Linked DNA regions of Homo sapiens: all the other regions are linked to region 1. Evidence: chromatin contacts called from ENCODE Hi-C data. All regions are on one chromosome and are shown on one strand. The core of a region is the stretch at or near the end of the contact, and the rest is flanking DNA. Distances in the headings are between cores, read along the strand shown.

Region 1 (3,436 bases), core at 381-2,880:
CAGAGGCAGGCGGATCACTTGAGCCCAGGAATTTGAGACCAGCCTGGCCAACATGGTGAAACCCGTCTTTACTAAAAATACAAAAAAATTAGCCGGGCATGTGGCACATGCCTGTAATCTCGGCTACTCTAGAAAGCTGAGGCAAGAGAATCGCTTGAACCCGCGAGGCAGAGGTTGTGGTGAACCAAGATCGCGCCACTGCACTCCAGCCTGGGCGACAGAGCGAGACTGTCTCAAAAAAAAAAAAAAAAATCCTGCATCCTGCAACTAATTTCAAGATTCATAGTGGGCCGCGCGCATAATCATAGAGATTACGTCTGTAATCTCAACACTTTGGGAGGCCGAGGCGGGAGGATAACTTGAGGTCAGGAATTCGAGACCAGCCTGGCCAATATGGCGAAACCCCGTCTCTACTAAAAATACAAAAATTAGTTGGGCGTGGTGGCGCATGCCTATAATCCCAGCTACTCGGAAGGCTGAAGCAGGAAAATCTCCTGAACACGGGAGGAGGAGGTTGCAGTGAGCCGAGATCGCGCCACTGCAGTCCAGCCTGGGCGAGACAGCGAGACTCCGTCTCAAAAAAAAGAGAAAAAAAGAAAAAAGGAAAAAAAAGATTCATAGTGGATTACCATTCCCAAATTCAGAGGGAGTAAAGAAAGTTCTATAACACTGTAGTAAAGCTAAATTTCATCCTCTAAATAAAATTCTGCAACAGGTAACTGTACAAGGGCATCTTTTATTGTACATGAAGTGTCAAGTTATTCAAAGCAGCGGGCTAAAGTCCTTTCTGAAATGTGGCTTGGTGTGCATTTTCGAAGTTACTTAAACTTGGCGGACGAAAGGACAGGAGTAAAGAGGCCCCAAACGCGAGCCGCGGGACGCGCAGGAGCGGGACCCCACGGCGCACGGAGCCCTCGGTCACAACAACGCACGGGACAGAGGCGACCCTGGGCGGCCAGAGCGGGGCAGGCCGGCCGCAGGCCCACGGAACGGGGTTGCAGGGAGGCGAGCAAAGCCACCGCTAAGGGGTCAGCAGAGACTTCAGACCCTAATTGCTCTCCTCAGGGCGCCCGAGGAGGCAAGCTGGGGCAGGGATCCCTTTAGCCACCCAGACCGAATCTCGGAGGGTACCTGACTGCGGGCGGCCAGTCCACAGCCCCCTCCCGCCGCCCCGGCCGGAGAAGAGGCAGGTTCTGCGCAGAGCTGCCACCCTCGCCAGCGTCGCCAGCATCGCGTGCGTCTCAGATGGCATCGGTCCCGGTGCAAGCGGCGAACTCCGTGCGGCGCCACCCGCCGCCACTGGGGGGCGCCCACGGACGCCGCAGACCCCGCCCCCGCCGGGCGGGGCTGAGCACTAGTCGCCTGCTGGGCCAGCTTCTAGTCTGTCGGTCAGACCAAGGGCACTCAGACTGGAAAGGTTGTTGCTGGGCTTGGGTGTCCGTCCTTTCCTGTCTCCTTTTCTTCCTCTTTTCACTTAAATCCACTGAGTCTCTCGCCAAGTCAGTGATTTAGGTAATCCCGCCGCCCCTGGCGGAACCTTTGTGACGCCGGAACTGATGTGCCGTAGGGTGGCTGCGGTCGGAGGACTGTTTTGGTAAAGGACTAGCAGTTCTCTGCGGAGGGCCGGTTGATACAGTTCCGGTGGGAGAACGCGGCTGCGAGGTTTTCGGCTTTGGCTCCTGATATGCAGCGACAGAATTTTCGGCCCCCAACTCCTCCTTACCCTGGTCCGGGTGGAGGAGGTTGGGGTAGCGGAAGCAGCTTCCGGGGAACCCCGGGCGGGGGCGGACCACGGCCGCCCTCCCCTCGAGACGGGTACGGGAGTCCGCACCACACGCCGCCGTACGGGCCCCGGTCTAGGCCGTACGGGAGCAGTCACTCTCCGCGACACGGCGGCAGCTTCCCGGGGGGCCGGTTCGGGTCTCCGTCCCCTGGCGGCTACCCTGGCTCCTACTCCAGGTCCCCCGCGGGGTCCCAGCAGCAATTCGGCTACTCCCCAGGGCAGCAGCAGACCCACCCCCAGGTAATAATAATAGCCAGCGTTTGCCGAGCTCTTACTTTATGGCAGGCACGGTACTAATATTCCCTTTACGTGGATTATTTTGTCTAATCCTCTCTGAGGTACTATTGTTAGCCCAATTTTGCAGATGAGCGAACTGAGGCTTAGAGAAGTTGAGTGACTTCCGGAAGATTATCCGAAAGAGTGGCAGAGCCGTACGTTCTGTTTTCGAGCCCTCGTGCTTTTAACCAATACACTGCCACCCGTACACAGATTTTCCTAATTCTCCATTTCCTCCTGTTTGCCAAAGGCCTTGCCAGTTTGTTTCAAGAAATAGTTCTTTTTCTTTTTTTTTTTTTTTTTTTTATCTTTCTTTCGAGCTACACTGGCTTCTGCTCCAACTTCCCTGAAAAGAAAATCGGTGGTAGTGGAAGTTTTCCATTCCTTTAGTGAGAGTAAATACAAAAGACAGAGAGAGTATCTCTAGCATGTCTGGGATTTCTGTGGTTTACAACTTGCAACTACGTGGTTTTCCAACTTGCTGTATTCTACACCAACCCCCTACCCCTTTTGAGCCTGGAGCTAAGGAGTAAAGAAAATGTTCATGAGCTAGAAAGGTTCTAGAAACTTTAAAACTATAGTATTGTTTTCTCCTGAAAAAAGTGAAAATTTCGAGGGAAAATTGAATATAATTACTTGATTTCATCACTGCTTGTATTTAATTACTGCAAAGTTACTACATTAGACACAAAAGTATTTGAGATGACAGTGGTCATGGAATTATAAATAAATGAGAATAACGAATTGCTTTAAGTACTTTTTTTAAAAAATAGGAACACTTGATTAAAGGAAGCATGGACTTTGTAATTGAACATTATTTAGGTTCAAGTCACAACTTTTAAGCAGCAATGTGATTCCCGCTAACCTTTAGCTAAAGGAAGAAGTACCAATTATCTTTACTAAGTGTTTTTTTAACTGATTTTTTTTCTAAAGGGTTCTCCAAGGACATCTACACCATTTGGATCAGGGCGTGTTAGAGAAAAAAGAATGTCTAATGAGTTGGAAAATTATTTCAAGCCTTCAATGCTTGAAGATCCTTGGGCTGGCCTAGAACCAGTATCTGTAGTGGATATAAGCCAACAATACAGCAATACTCAAACATTCACAGGCAAAAAAGGAAGATACTTTTGTTAACATTTCTGAAATTCAACTGGAAGCTTCATGTGTCAGGAACATCTTGGACAAAACTTTAAGTTGTGTTGATATAAATTTACCCAAAGATGATGACTTTGATTGGATAATTAGTAAGGTCTTTTTGTTATTTTTCATCGTATCAGGTATTGTTGATATTAGAGAAAAAAGTAGGATAACTTGCAACATTTAGCTCTGGAAGTACCTACCACATTTTAGAGATTTACCGTTTCCATATATTTAACA
Region 2 (3,860 bases), core at 1,282-3,781, 4.4 Mb after region 1:
GAGATCACCACATCACTTCTAAAGGATTCCTGGAAGTCTGAGTCACAAGCATGAGACAACAGCTGCAGGACTGGGTGGTGAAGGTTGTGAAAACTTCCTGGCTTAAACAGGAATTTGACCCAAAACAAGAAGTCTTAGGGAAGATAGCTTAGGGCTTGTCTGGTGGCACCACAATGCCATCAAATGCCCAGCCTCTTTACAGTTTTCTGCTCTGCCATCCTTGGAATGCAGGCCATTGTTCTCCTGTTTGTTGTTTCATGACTGAACTATGAGTGCTGTAGCTCTTCACGTTCCTCCTGGAAGACAGGTGTAGGGCAAAGATGAGCTCTGATTCGCAGAGCCCTTCCATCTATATGCTTTCTTAGAAGCCTCAGCAATAAGTTCAACATTCAACTCATTGGCTTGAAGTGTGTCAAATGGCTGCCCCTTGCTTCAAAGGAGTCTGAGAAAATAACTTTAGCTAGAATTAAAGTTCCATTAGAGTGCCTGGGTAGACAAAGAAGAGTCAGCTACAGAAGGCCAGTATCATAGCAAGTTGTTGCTCCATGACTGGAAACAAAGAAGACTTCACTCTTTACTTCAGATGCGCAGTTGATAGAGTACAGCTAAGATATGGTACGTGTTCTACCATGAAGAGCAAGAGCAAGGTGAGGGAGGGTACGGTGTAAGAGATCCTGCTGCATTAGCTGTTGAGAGGAAGAATTTCCTCCTGGTCACTATGTTACTGGGGGTCCTTGCTCCCCAAGTTCCCAAGATGGTGGCAGGTCGCTTCCAAGATGGTGACGGGCCACTTCCGAGATGGTGGCAAGTCTTGTGTTCTCTGACCTGGGGTTCTTGGCCTCATGGATTCCAAGGAATGGAATCTTGGGCCAAGCGGCGAGTGTTATAGCTCTATTAGAAGCTGTGGGTCATGGAAGAGAATCGTGGAACCCAGTGACTAGTGTTTAGCTAGATTAGGACGAACCTGGGCACTTAGCCCTGCAGGAACAAGGGCAAGCCTTTAGCCCGATCAGGAGCAGCAATGGGCGCCTCGCTGGATCCAGAGGGATGGAAGTCAGCTGTGGGTCTGTGACAGCGGCAGACAGCAGTGGTGGACGGTGAGCGAAAGCTCAGCTTGAGCTGTGACACACACGTACCAGAAAAGTGTGCAATTGCAAGATTTAATAGAGTGAAAACAGAGCTTCCATACAAAGGGAGGGGACCCAAAGAGGGTAGCCACCGCTGGCTTGAATGCCTGGGTTTATATCCTGATCATTGTCCCTCCTGTTGTGCTCTCAGGCGATAGATGATTGGCTACTTCTTTACCTCCTGTTTTTCCCTAATTAGCATTTTAGTGAGCTCTCTTTACTACCTGATTGGTCGGGTGTGAGCTAAATTGCAAGCCCCGTGTTTAAAGGTGGACGTGGTCAATTTCCCAGCTAGGCTTAGGGATTCTTAGCCAGCCTAGGAAATCCAACTAGTCCTGTCTCTCAGTACCCCCTCTCAACAGGAAAACCCAAGTGCTATTGGGGAGGTTTGACCACCGCTCTAACTGCTTCCTGCTGAATTGGGGCACAGTAGGGGTTGTGCAGTTGAGATTTCCTCCGTAGGGGTGCCTTGTCTCTCAACTAATTCAGTGGTGGCTACCTCGAAGCCCTTCTGAAGCTAAGAGGGAAAGAGACCAGCTCGCAAAGTCCCCTATGTTATCTACTCCTAAGTGGAAGCTGGGAGCTGTGAAAATGCACATCTAACAACCCTTAACTTACTATACCGACTTCTAAACCACAGTAGAAAATGAAGAAAAGTTCGGCTATGGGCAATAGACTCAACCTTTTGTTCTATGTCTAACCTATAAAATAGAAAAATAATACTGTCATCCCTCATCTCCCACCATACTGAACACGCATTAGGTGCTCAATGAATACTTGTCCATTTTAGTGAAGATTAAGAGGAATGAGACGGAAACTGACACTTGAGAGGCTGGCACACGCCAGAACTGCACCACACTTTGCACTCATAGCTCATTTACTCATCAGCTTGTGGTCAGGTAGGCATTACCGTCCCCATTAGAGAAGTCAACGGAGGCTCAGCAAGGACGGCCAGGGTCCCCCAGAAAGTAGAGGAGGACTTCAGGTTTAACCAAAAGCCTGTACTCTTTACACATGTACCCCATGCCTTCTCCACCAAAGCTCCTGGCACCGTGCTTTGCAGACAGACGACGCTCAACACATTTTGAGCAGAAGCGTGGTTCAGCACCAGGAAGGACACCAACTTTTGCAGAGACGACTCTTGGGATGGAGAAAGACTTCCCAAATCTTCAGGGTGCGGTCAAGACAGGGTAGGCTAGCGCCAGGGGAGCTAGTGGCTAGGCCCCAGGGCAGCTGGGGCCGAGGCCGAGCAAACGGCCAGGGGAGAGGCTCCCAGGAGCCCGATCTGCCGCTGGGCGACGCGAAGCCTGGCGGCTAGAGTCCCGGGCAGCCCGAGCACGGCGGGAAGGCGGCAGCAACAGGATCGGCAGGGATGGCGGGGACGGGGGAGGTCCATGTGCAGGGGCGTGCCGCCGGTGACGCACTTCCGCCCTGCCTGTTCCGGCTTAAAGGGGCCCCAGACAATCCTCGCAATAACAACAAAACCGGCGCGCCAGCGGTGGCGCAACGGCTCTCGTCCCCGCCCTCCTGCTACCTGTAGTCGCCTGGGCCGCCCCCGGCCCAGCCCTGCCTTGCCGCCACCCTGCGCTGTCCAGACTGAGGGGTCAGGCGGAGAGCCGGGCCGCGCCTTCGGTCAGCTTCTCTCCCTTTCACCCGCGCCTCCTCGCGAGACCCGGGGCTGGGCCGTGCCGGTCGCCGCGCAGCAGGAAGGGAGCGGCTGCCACGGAAAACGCCTGGCCGGACGGTGTGGCTGGCGGCCCTGCCTGGGCGCGGAGGGCGGCGGTGGCGGGCCCCGCGGCCTTCTCTCAGGTACCCCAGTGCCCGCTGACCGCCCTGAGCGGCCCAGCTGCTTCCCCGATCCGCACCGCGGGGCCGTGGCGTAGGGGCCTTGTTGCGTTCCAGCTTGGGGGTCGCGGTGGGGCGGGGCAGTGACCCCGGGCCGGCCGTTGTGCCCTCATCCCTCCCACCCTTCCTTCGTATAGCTTCCTTTCTCCTCACGACGGCCTCCACAGTCCGGAGCCCGGCGGAGCCCGGACCTGGCGGGGAGAGCTGCCTCCACGGCCGGGCACCCAGACCCCACCGTCGCAGTCGCCACCACCTCAGTCCATCCTTGGTACCGGCAATGGGCTTCGTATCCTCCAGTGCACTTGTAACTGACTTGGACACGGAATACTAAGAACTCACTTCTGTCCTCATCCCAGTCGCGCCGGCGGTGACCATCTCGGCTCTTTTGGGCTTAACTGCCGCTCCTCTGGACTCTGTCTGACTTTGGGGGCACCATGGACCAAAGTGGGATGGAGATTCCTGTGACCCTCATCATTAAAGCACCGAATCAGAAATACAGTGACCAGACTATTAGCTGCTTCTTGAACTGGACCGTGGGGAAACTAAAAACGCATCTATCTAACGTTTACCCTAGCAAACCAGTAAGTGTGTAAAAGCTGGGGGCAGCTGCTCTGACCAGCAGCTTTTCGTGCCGTGTACCCTCCTTTTTCCTGCTTCTCCCCTCCAGTCTTGAATCAAATAGGTCTCTTTTGGTAGACCGCGAGGTATTTTGAGTTCTGAGGTTGTGTCTCCTGAGTGTTCGAACCATCATTAATATTTTCCTGATGAGGTTCAGTTAATTAGTAAGAGGAAGCAGAAATATCAAGGGACTTAAGAATTGGCAGGCAAAGACCGGGCGCGGTGGCTCACACCTGTAATCCCAGCACTTTGGGAGGCCAAGGCGGGCGG
Region 3 (3,670 bases), core at 422-2,921, 3.8 Mb after region 1:
CATTTGGATTAAGTCCTGAGGAAGTAAGGGAGCTAGTCCTGCGGATATCTGAGGGAAGAACATTCCACGCAGGGAGGATTCCAAGTTGCAAAGGCCTTGAGGTGAAATAGTGCCTGGAATTGAGGAATATCAAAGAGGCCAGTGTATCCATCGGGGAGGAAGTAGTTGGGGATGAGATCAAAGAGGTGACAGGAGGCTAGGTCATAAAGGACTTCACAGGAAAGGAAGCCACTGAAGATTTTGAACAGAGTGACATGATCTGATTTTTTCACAGGTTCACTCTGGCCAATGAGTTTTGAGAACAGTGTGAAAGAGGGTAGGGTGGGAATACAGAGACTGTCTAGAAGACTGCCATAATCCAGACAAGAGGTGGTGGTGGCTTGAACCAGAGTGGTAGCAAGTGGCTAGATTCTGGATGTATTTCGAAAACAGTAGTCACAGGATTTGAAGACAGAATATGAAGTGAGGTTATCCAGTTTTTGTGATATAGTTACATTTCCATTGTTCTCTCCTAAGTGATGAAAAAGACACAATTTCTCACAAGTTGCCTGTCATTCTCAGGGTGTGACGGTCCTGATATTCAACTTTCTTTTGTTCCTGAGTTTGAAAACACACCCCAATTATTTCCATGTCTTAGCCTTGAGGATGAAGAGAAAATTTAACTGTCTGAAGACTGACAGTTGCCAGCACTATCTCAGCTCCTCCTAAACTGTAAGCTCCGCTAGGCTTATTTCATTTCCCTTGATATCCTCAAAGCCTGCCTCAGAACCTTGCACACGTTAGGGTCTCAAAAAATGTTTGTTGAATGGTTTAGTCTACATTTCCCATTCCCACCGTACTTTTTTTTTTTTTTTAGTCTCACTTTGTCACCCAGGCTGGAGTGCAGTGGCGCGATCATGGCTCACTACATTCTCACCTCTCGGACTCAAGCAATCCTCCCACCTCGGCCTCCCGAGTAGCTGGGACTACAGAAGTGTGCCACCACGATTTGTTCACTTTTTGTGTTTTTAGTAGAGATGGGTTTTCGCCATGTGGCCCAGGCTGGTCTCCAACTCCTGGCCTCAAGCGATCCACCCGCCTTGGTCTCCCAAAGTGCGAGGATTACAGGCATGAGCCACCGTGGCCCGCCTCCCATGGTTATTGTAAAAGATTAAATTTTCATACTTGCTAATGTGAAAATGAATAATAAACTGAAAATAACATTCAGCCCCTATCAATTGCACAATCACAAGCTAAAATGTGAATTTCAGCATTAAGGATAGTATGCTGAGGTACCGTCAAGTGGTCATTGAGCCTCCTGCACTTTCCACTCTTACTAGCTCATCCTAAACGTGTTTTAGCTTCCCCGCACCTCGTAAGGGGAAGGACGGGTAGACTGGCTTTGCTATTTGCAGCTAGGGCCGAGTGTCACAGCGCACCATGGAGTTAAGTCACCTTTGAACGGGTACAAACGTCTCTGAAAGATCAGTCAATATGCGTTACCCACTGGCTGGAGACCCCAGCGCGCTCGCGGGCACAGCCACAAGCCCCGGAGGCACTGGCCCGCGCTGTGCACGCCGGGAGTTGTAGTTCCTCCCACTCTCTCTCGCCGCCCGCGGGCCTTCGTCGCACGAGCGCCCCCAGCGGCGCGCAGGCTCCGTGAAGCGCAGCGCGCGCGGACCCCGGGGGCAGTTTCCTAGCAACCGGCGGAGCGGCTACGTCACGGTGGCAGGTTCTAAGCGCTGCTGGGCACCGTAAGGCCGCCGTGTGTACCTTCCAGTAGCTACGGGCTGGTGGAAGCGCTGCTCACAGTCAGTGTCGGTACGTCTTCGTCCGCCCTTACCCTCCTTATCCTGCTCCAGGTAGCGGAGAGCCGCCTCCCGCCGCGCCCCCGCCACCGAGGCCCGGGTCAGAGGCTAGAGGCCGCCCGCCCCTGCGCGGCCCTTTCCCCTGAGCCCGCGGAGCCCGCCGCCCCGGGCCTCGGGGCGACGATGCTGGAGTCCATTCGCGTGACGGGTGAGTGCCGGGAAGGGCTGGCCGCGGCGGGGGTGCGGGGCGGACCGGGGTCCCGCCGCCCGGGGCTCAGGTAATGGTAGCCACCGGCTGGGCGCGCCGCTCGGGACTCCACCCTGCGCCCCGACCCCTTCGGGGCGCGCAGGAGGCGCTCGCGAAAAACCTGTGGAGGGAAGAGAGAAATCGGCCCCTTATCCTTTCGTCACTTATTATCAGTAAGTACCTGCTGTGGAATCTCGTGGAAAAGATTGTAATATTAGACCGGTTGCTGGTCTTACAAAGGTACAATCCAAAGATTGTTAAATCCTATTTCAAAACACGCTAGGTGTGTGATTAAGCTTCATAATTTTCTAGAATGTTCAGAAAAAATAAGCTAAGCGAAAGAACACATCTGTATATTTCATTATTTATACTGTGTATATTTGTGTGTGTATGCTTTTATTCTTAAACAGTGAGAACGTTTTGAGTTGATATTATTAATAGGCCATTTTACAGTACGGATTATACCAAGTGTAAAACATGGGTCTTTAAACAGACCCCAGGTCAGAAAGTCTGGAAGTTTACCTGCATTTTTTTAAATTCAGTTCAATCTCTGGGAGCACAGAACTTGACTCTTATTATTTGTAAATCGCTATGCGTGTTAGCTATTAAAAAAAACCTTACATAATATTAGAGTAATTTTCTAGGCCATTTTCCCAGCATTTGATTCTGTACGCAAACATTTCTGCAAGCAGGGTTTTGGCAGTTCAGAATTATGACGAAGAACAACGGAGTAAAGGGAAATACTCCTCAAACTAGTGCCAAAATAAAGCCGGAATTTTACATTTTAGAGCAATGCAGTACCTACCAGACTATTTTTCTGTGAGCATTCTAACTGAAAAACCAAACCTCTTTCCAGTGAAAATATTTATGATTTTAATTTTATACTGTTTTATTTCACGTTCAGTGTTATACGGAGTAGATTTGTGCAGTCACAAATCATGACGTTGCCACGATGTATATCATTTATGTTGACAGGAAACATAGTTCCAGGATCTGAGATCGAAAAGGCAACTTTAATTGGCATTAGAATTTTTAAAAATGTGATTTGATGTAGATGCTACTTTCATCTTAAAACACAATTAAAATGTCAAAAGTTACTTAAAAGTACCATACCTCCTAAATATGGAGCAAGGTTTCTCAACCTCCGCACCATTAACTTTGTTGTTGTTGTTGTTTTTGAGACGGAGTCTCGCTCTGTCGCCCAGGGTGGAGTGCAGTGGCGCTGTCTCTGCTCACTGCAATCTCCACCTCCCAGGTTCAAGCGATTCTCCTGCCTCAGCCTCCGAGTAGCTGGGATTACAGACGCATGCTACCACGCCCGCCGGATTTTTGTATTTTTAATAGAGACAGGGTTTCACCATGTTGGCCAGGCTGGTCTGGAACTCCTGACCTCAGGTGATCCTCACACCTCCGCCTCCCAAAGTGCTGGGATTATAGGCATGAACCACTGTGCCCAGCCTAGCACTGTTAACTTTGGACAAGATAGTTCTTCCTTGTGGGATGCTGTTCTCTGCCCCGCCCCCATAATTGTGACAACTAAAAATCACAATTGGGCAGGGGTGAGGGGTAGGGCAACATCTCCTTCTCCATGAGAATCAATGCCTTGAAGAAAAATATAGATTCTGTCACAGTGCAC
Region 4 (3,514 bases), core at 745-3,244, 5.0 Mb before region 1:
AACCTCAAACCCATCAGAAGTCACTCCCTATTCTCCCCACCTCAACATCACATAGGTGACTCTATCAATTCACCTACTCTGGACATTGCAAATATAAATGGAACTATACAATATGTGGCCTCATGTGTCTAACTTCTTTCCCTTAGCATGTTTTCAAGGTTCTTTCCTCAACAAAACTCCATTAGTTTGTCTAAAGCTTTTCTTTTAACAGATCTATAAATCTGTTGTAATATTGTCTTTTGACAGACAACTTGTGAAGGATTTGGAGTAGAATTTGTGATAAATACATGGAATCTTAATTAACTGTTAACAGAAAAATCAAACTCTGTAAATTACTTAAAGAGGTTTATTCAGGGCCAATGAGTGACCACAGCCCCAGGAAAATACAAACCCAAAAAGCCTTAAGTGTTCCCGAGGCAGTCAGATTATAGTTTGGTTTTATACATTTCAGGGAGCCAGGGGTTACAGGCAAAGACATAAATCAATGTGTGGAAGGTATACACTGGTTTGGCTCCAAAAGACAGGATGTCTTGATGTGGGGGGTTTACAAGTTATATGTGGACTCAAATACATAGATATATACACGATATATGATTGATTGATAGATAGATAGATAGATCTCTTGGTAGGGGTAGATAGGGTCTCCCTATGTTGCCCAGGCTAGTCTTGAACTCTTGGCCTCAAGTGATCCTCCCACCTCAGCCAGCTTGACCAAGAGATTTTTTAATTTGCAACTGGTTAAAAGAGTGAGGCTCTGTGTAAAATTTGGAGTCAGCAGAAAAGAATGTTTAAGATAGTATGCCAGAATCAGCCACAATACACTGGGTCAAAAAAGACCTCTTCAGCAAGATTGATGGTCTGCAAGCTTGACTTAACCCTTGCCTTGCACGGCCTTAGGTCTTGTTTATAATTTGGTATCTTACTACCACAAAGTCTGTTAGTCTTATGATCTCTACTTTAACAAGGGGTGTTCAACCTCCCTTTCCAGAATGGCTGGGAACTCAGTTTTTAAGGTTTCTCTGGGGTCTCCTTGGCTAAGAGGAGGTCCGTTCAGTGCTTGGGGGGCTTACAATTTTATTTTTAGTTTACAAACACAAACAAACGTAATTATTTATTTTTATGTTTTTTGTTTTGTTTTTTGCGACAGAGTCTTGCTCTGTCAACCAGGCTGAGTGCAGTGGCAAGATCGCTGCTCACTGCAACCTCCACCTCCCGGATTCAAGCGATTCTCATGCCTCAGCCTCCCTAGTAGCTGGGACTACAGGTGCGCCCTACCACGCCCGGCTAATTTTTTTGTATTTTTAGTAGAGACGGGGTTTCGCCATGTTGGCCAAGCTGGTCTCGAACTCCTGAACTCAAGTGATCCGCCCACCGAGGCCTGGGATTACAGGCGTGAGCCACCGTGCGTAGCCAAGTAATTATTAACTCCACAGAAAATAAAAGGCTGTGCAGGAAGTAAAAATTAATCAAGTCCATATATAGACCTCAGATACATTTCGTTTGGGCTATCCTGCACTTTACTTTGTAATTAAACACCACTATTTAAAAATCAGGAAAATTGCACATAAAAATCCAGCTGCAAGTGGGCGCTCTGGAGTTCCCCAGTCTCCACTCACTCGTCCTCCCAGCCCCCACAGGCCTCAACGTCGCCTATCCCACTCCACCAGCCCAGTCTTCCACCGCCCTAGGAACTCTCCTACGCCTACGCAAGCAGGGAGGGATAGGGTGACAGCACCGACAACAAAGGGTCGTCTCCCGCACTCCGTATGAGGATGGCGTACTGGTCGGGGGGCAACCGAAGCCTTTCTTCCTAGGTTCTTTATCTTTTCTAAGTTTCCCATGACCTATCGCTCCGCTTGAGCCCTCAGCAAAGATGTCACCCGCCGAAAGGTGTGGCCGGAAGCTGGAGGCGTGGCTTCCGGACGTGCGGGGCGAGGCTCGTCTCGTTTCCGCCGGCGCTCCGAGTGACGTAGGGAAGCGCGCCGCGCACCTCATGGTTCCGGGGACAGTTAGGGCGGCGGATGGAGGTCAGCGGTGGTGCTCGCTGCGTAGGTCTTGTGGCACGGGGAGAAGGGGCGGCTGATCGTGGGTTTCGAGTGCACAACACAGGCGTGGCTGGGAAGGTCCTGGGATGCGGTGGAACTGGGGAGCAGGCTGGGACGCGGTGGGATGCCGTGGGCCTGGCCGTCTGCTCGTTCCGTGCTGGCTTGCCAGTGCGCACGCTTCCTCTCTAGCCCGCGCGGCCAGGCCTGGAAGACGCCGCCCCTGTTGACCGTCCATGACCCCAGCGAGCCAGTTTTCGTGACTTAGTGCAAGTTGTTTTCTCTCTGCATTTTAGAACTAAAGTTTTGGATTGCTGTTTGCCTAAACTCAAGTCTGGCTCCTGGGCTTCCGTTTACTCGGCTAAACTGCTCTTAGGGCTCTTAAAAAATTGGAAAGGCGGCCGGGCGCGGTGGCTCACTCCGGTAATCCCAGCACTTTGGGAGGCCGAGACGGGTGGATCACTTGAGGTCATGGTGAAACCCTGTCTCTACTAAAAATACAAAAATTAGCCAGGTGTGGTGGCGCGGGCCTGTAGTCCCAGCTATTTGGGAGGCTGAGGCAGGAGAATCGCTTGAATCCGGGAGGCTGAGGTTGCAGTGACTCGAGATCGCAGCATTGCACTCCAGTCTGGGCGACAGAGCGAGACTCCGTCTCAAAAAAATAAGTCGGAAAGATTTCTACACTGTGCTTAGGCTCAGGAAGTGGTAGATGTTGCGTTTGGGCAAATACTCCGACTCTCTGATCTCTCTCTCTTTTTTTTTTTCTTTAAGTGGAGTTAGACTAAGCTTTTTACAGCTGCTTTAATCCCCTCATATAAAAAGAAAATGTGCTGGCCATATACCAAGTTCCAGGAAGTGGAGAAAGATCAAACGTACATTCTGCTTTGGCAGAAATGAGGCCTAGGTGAACGTTTTATCTTGCCCTTGTCGCATGTCTTCCCTGGATCATGTAATCACCGTAGGGAGCTAGACTAGCTGATAGAATTTTTTTTCTTTTTTTTTTTTTTTGTGACAGAGTCTCGCTCTGCCACCCAGGCTGGAGTGCAGTGGCGCGATCTCGGCTCACTTCAAGCTCTGCCTCACCCTCCCTAGTAGCTGGGACTACAGGTGCCCGCCACCACGCCCGGCTAATTTTTTTGTATTTTTAGTAGAGACGGTGTTTCACCGTGTTAGCCAGGATGGTCTCGATCTCCTGACCTCGTGATCTGCCCGCCTCAGCCTCCCAAAGTACTGGGATTACAGGCGTGAGCCACTGCGCCTGGCCGATAGAATTGTTAAAAGCAACATCAAGGCTATATGTAACACATTGCTGGAGATGGCAACATTGAGTTTGGCCTTGGAAGGATGAGATGTATTTTAAAGGGTCTTATAGGGGGAGGAGGAGACCCAGATAACAAGCCCTGTAAGGTGAAGTGGAAGTGCAAGGCCTGTTTAAAATGGGGCCTTGTGTTGCTGGGAGGCAGAAAAAGCTA

Evidence for each region. Hi-C counts contacts between places; a loop is a spot of excess contacts on that map. Pooled maps may share reads with other maps.
Region 2: a map of gastrocnemius medialis shows a loop between it and region 1 (8-fold over the local background). The contact joins the promoter of HERPUD2-AS1 here to the promoter of MPLKIP in region 1. A Hi-C loop is called at or near these places in 2 of 168 maps with a recorded cell type or tissue (gastrocnemius medialis and naive thymus-derived CD4-positive, alpha-beta T cell) and 10 of 50 pooled maps.
Region 3: a loop to region 1 is called in a map of B cell, with 19 times the contacts of the local background. The contact joins the promoter of MATCAP2 here to the promoter of MPLKIP in region 1. A Hi-C loop is called at or near these places in 2 of 168 maps with a recorded cell type or tissue (B cell and CD8-positive, alpha-beta T cell) and 5 of 50 pooled maps.
Region 4: a loop to region 1 is called in a pooled map, with 7 times the contacts of the local background. The contact joins the promoter of TBRG4 here to the promoter of MPLKIP in region 1. A Hi-C loop is called at or near these places in 4 of 50 pooled maps.

Annotation. Positions count from the first base shown.
Region 1 is chr7:40,132,816-40,136,251 of GRCh38, reverse strand. It overlaps MPLKIP (M-phase specific PLK1 interacting protein), which reads left to right and starts at 1,630. Exons shown (of 2, transcript NM_138701.4): 1 at 1,630-2,023; 2 at 2,993-3,436. The coding sequence starts at 1,685. The coding sequence ends at 3,193. It overlaps SUGCT (succinyl-CoA:glutarate-CoA transferase), which reads right to left and starts at 1,247. Exons shown (of 14, transcript NM_001193313.2): 1 at 1,132-1,247. The coding sequence starts at 1,231. RefSeq lists silencers at 1,175-1,374, 1,835-1,904 and an enhancer at 1,555-1,624.
Region 2 is chr7:35,693,877-35,697,736 of GRCh38, reverse strand. It overlaps HERPUD2-AS1 (HERPUD2 antisense RNA 1), which reads right to left and starts at 2,531. Exons shown (of 1, transcript NR_136255.1): 1 at 1-2,531. HERPUD2 (HERPUD family member 2) reads left to right here and starts at 2,602. Exons shown (of 9, transcript NM_022373.5): 1 at 2,602-2,936; 2 at 3,110-3,553. The coding sequence starts at 3,407. RefSeq lists a silencer at 2,724-3,133 and an enhancer at 2,576-3,463.
Region 3 is chr7:36,365,241-36,368,910 of GRCh38, reverse strand. MATCAP2 (microtubule associated tyrosine carboxypeptidase 2) reads left to right here and starts at 1,671. Exons shown (of 7, transcript NM_001199706.2): 1 at 1,671-1,995. The coding sequence starts at 1,971. RefSeq lists a silencer at 1,922-2,021.
Region 4 is chr7:45,110,177-45,113,690 of GRCh38, reverse strand. It overlaps TBRG4 (transforming growth factor beta regulator 4), which reads left to right and starts at 1,994. Exons shown (of 11, transcript NM_004749.4): 1 at 1,994-2,048. RefSeq lists enhancers at 1,467-2,222, 1,586-2,295.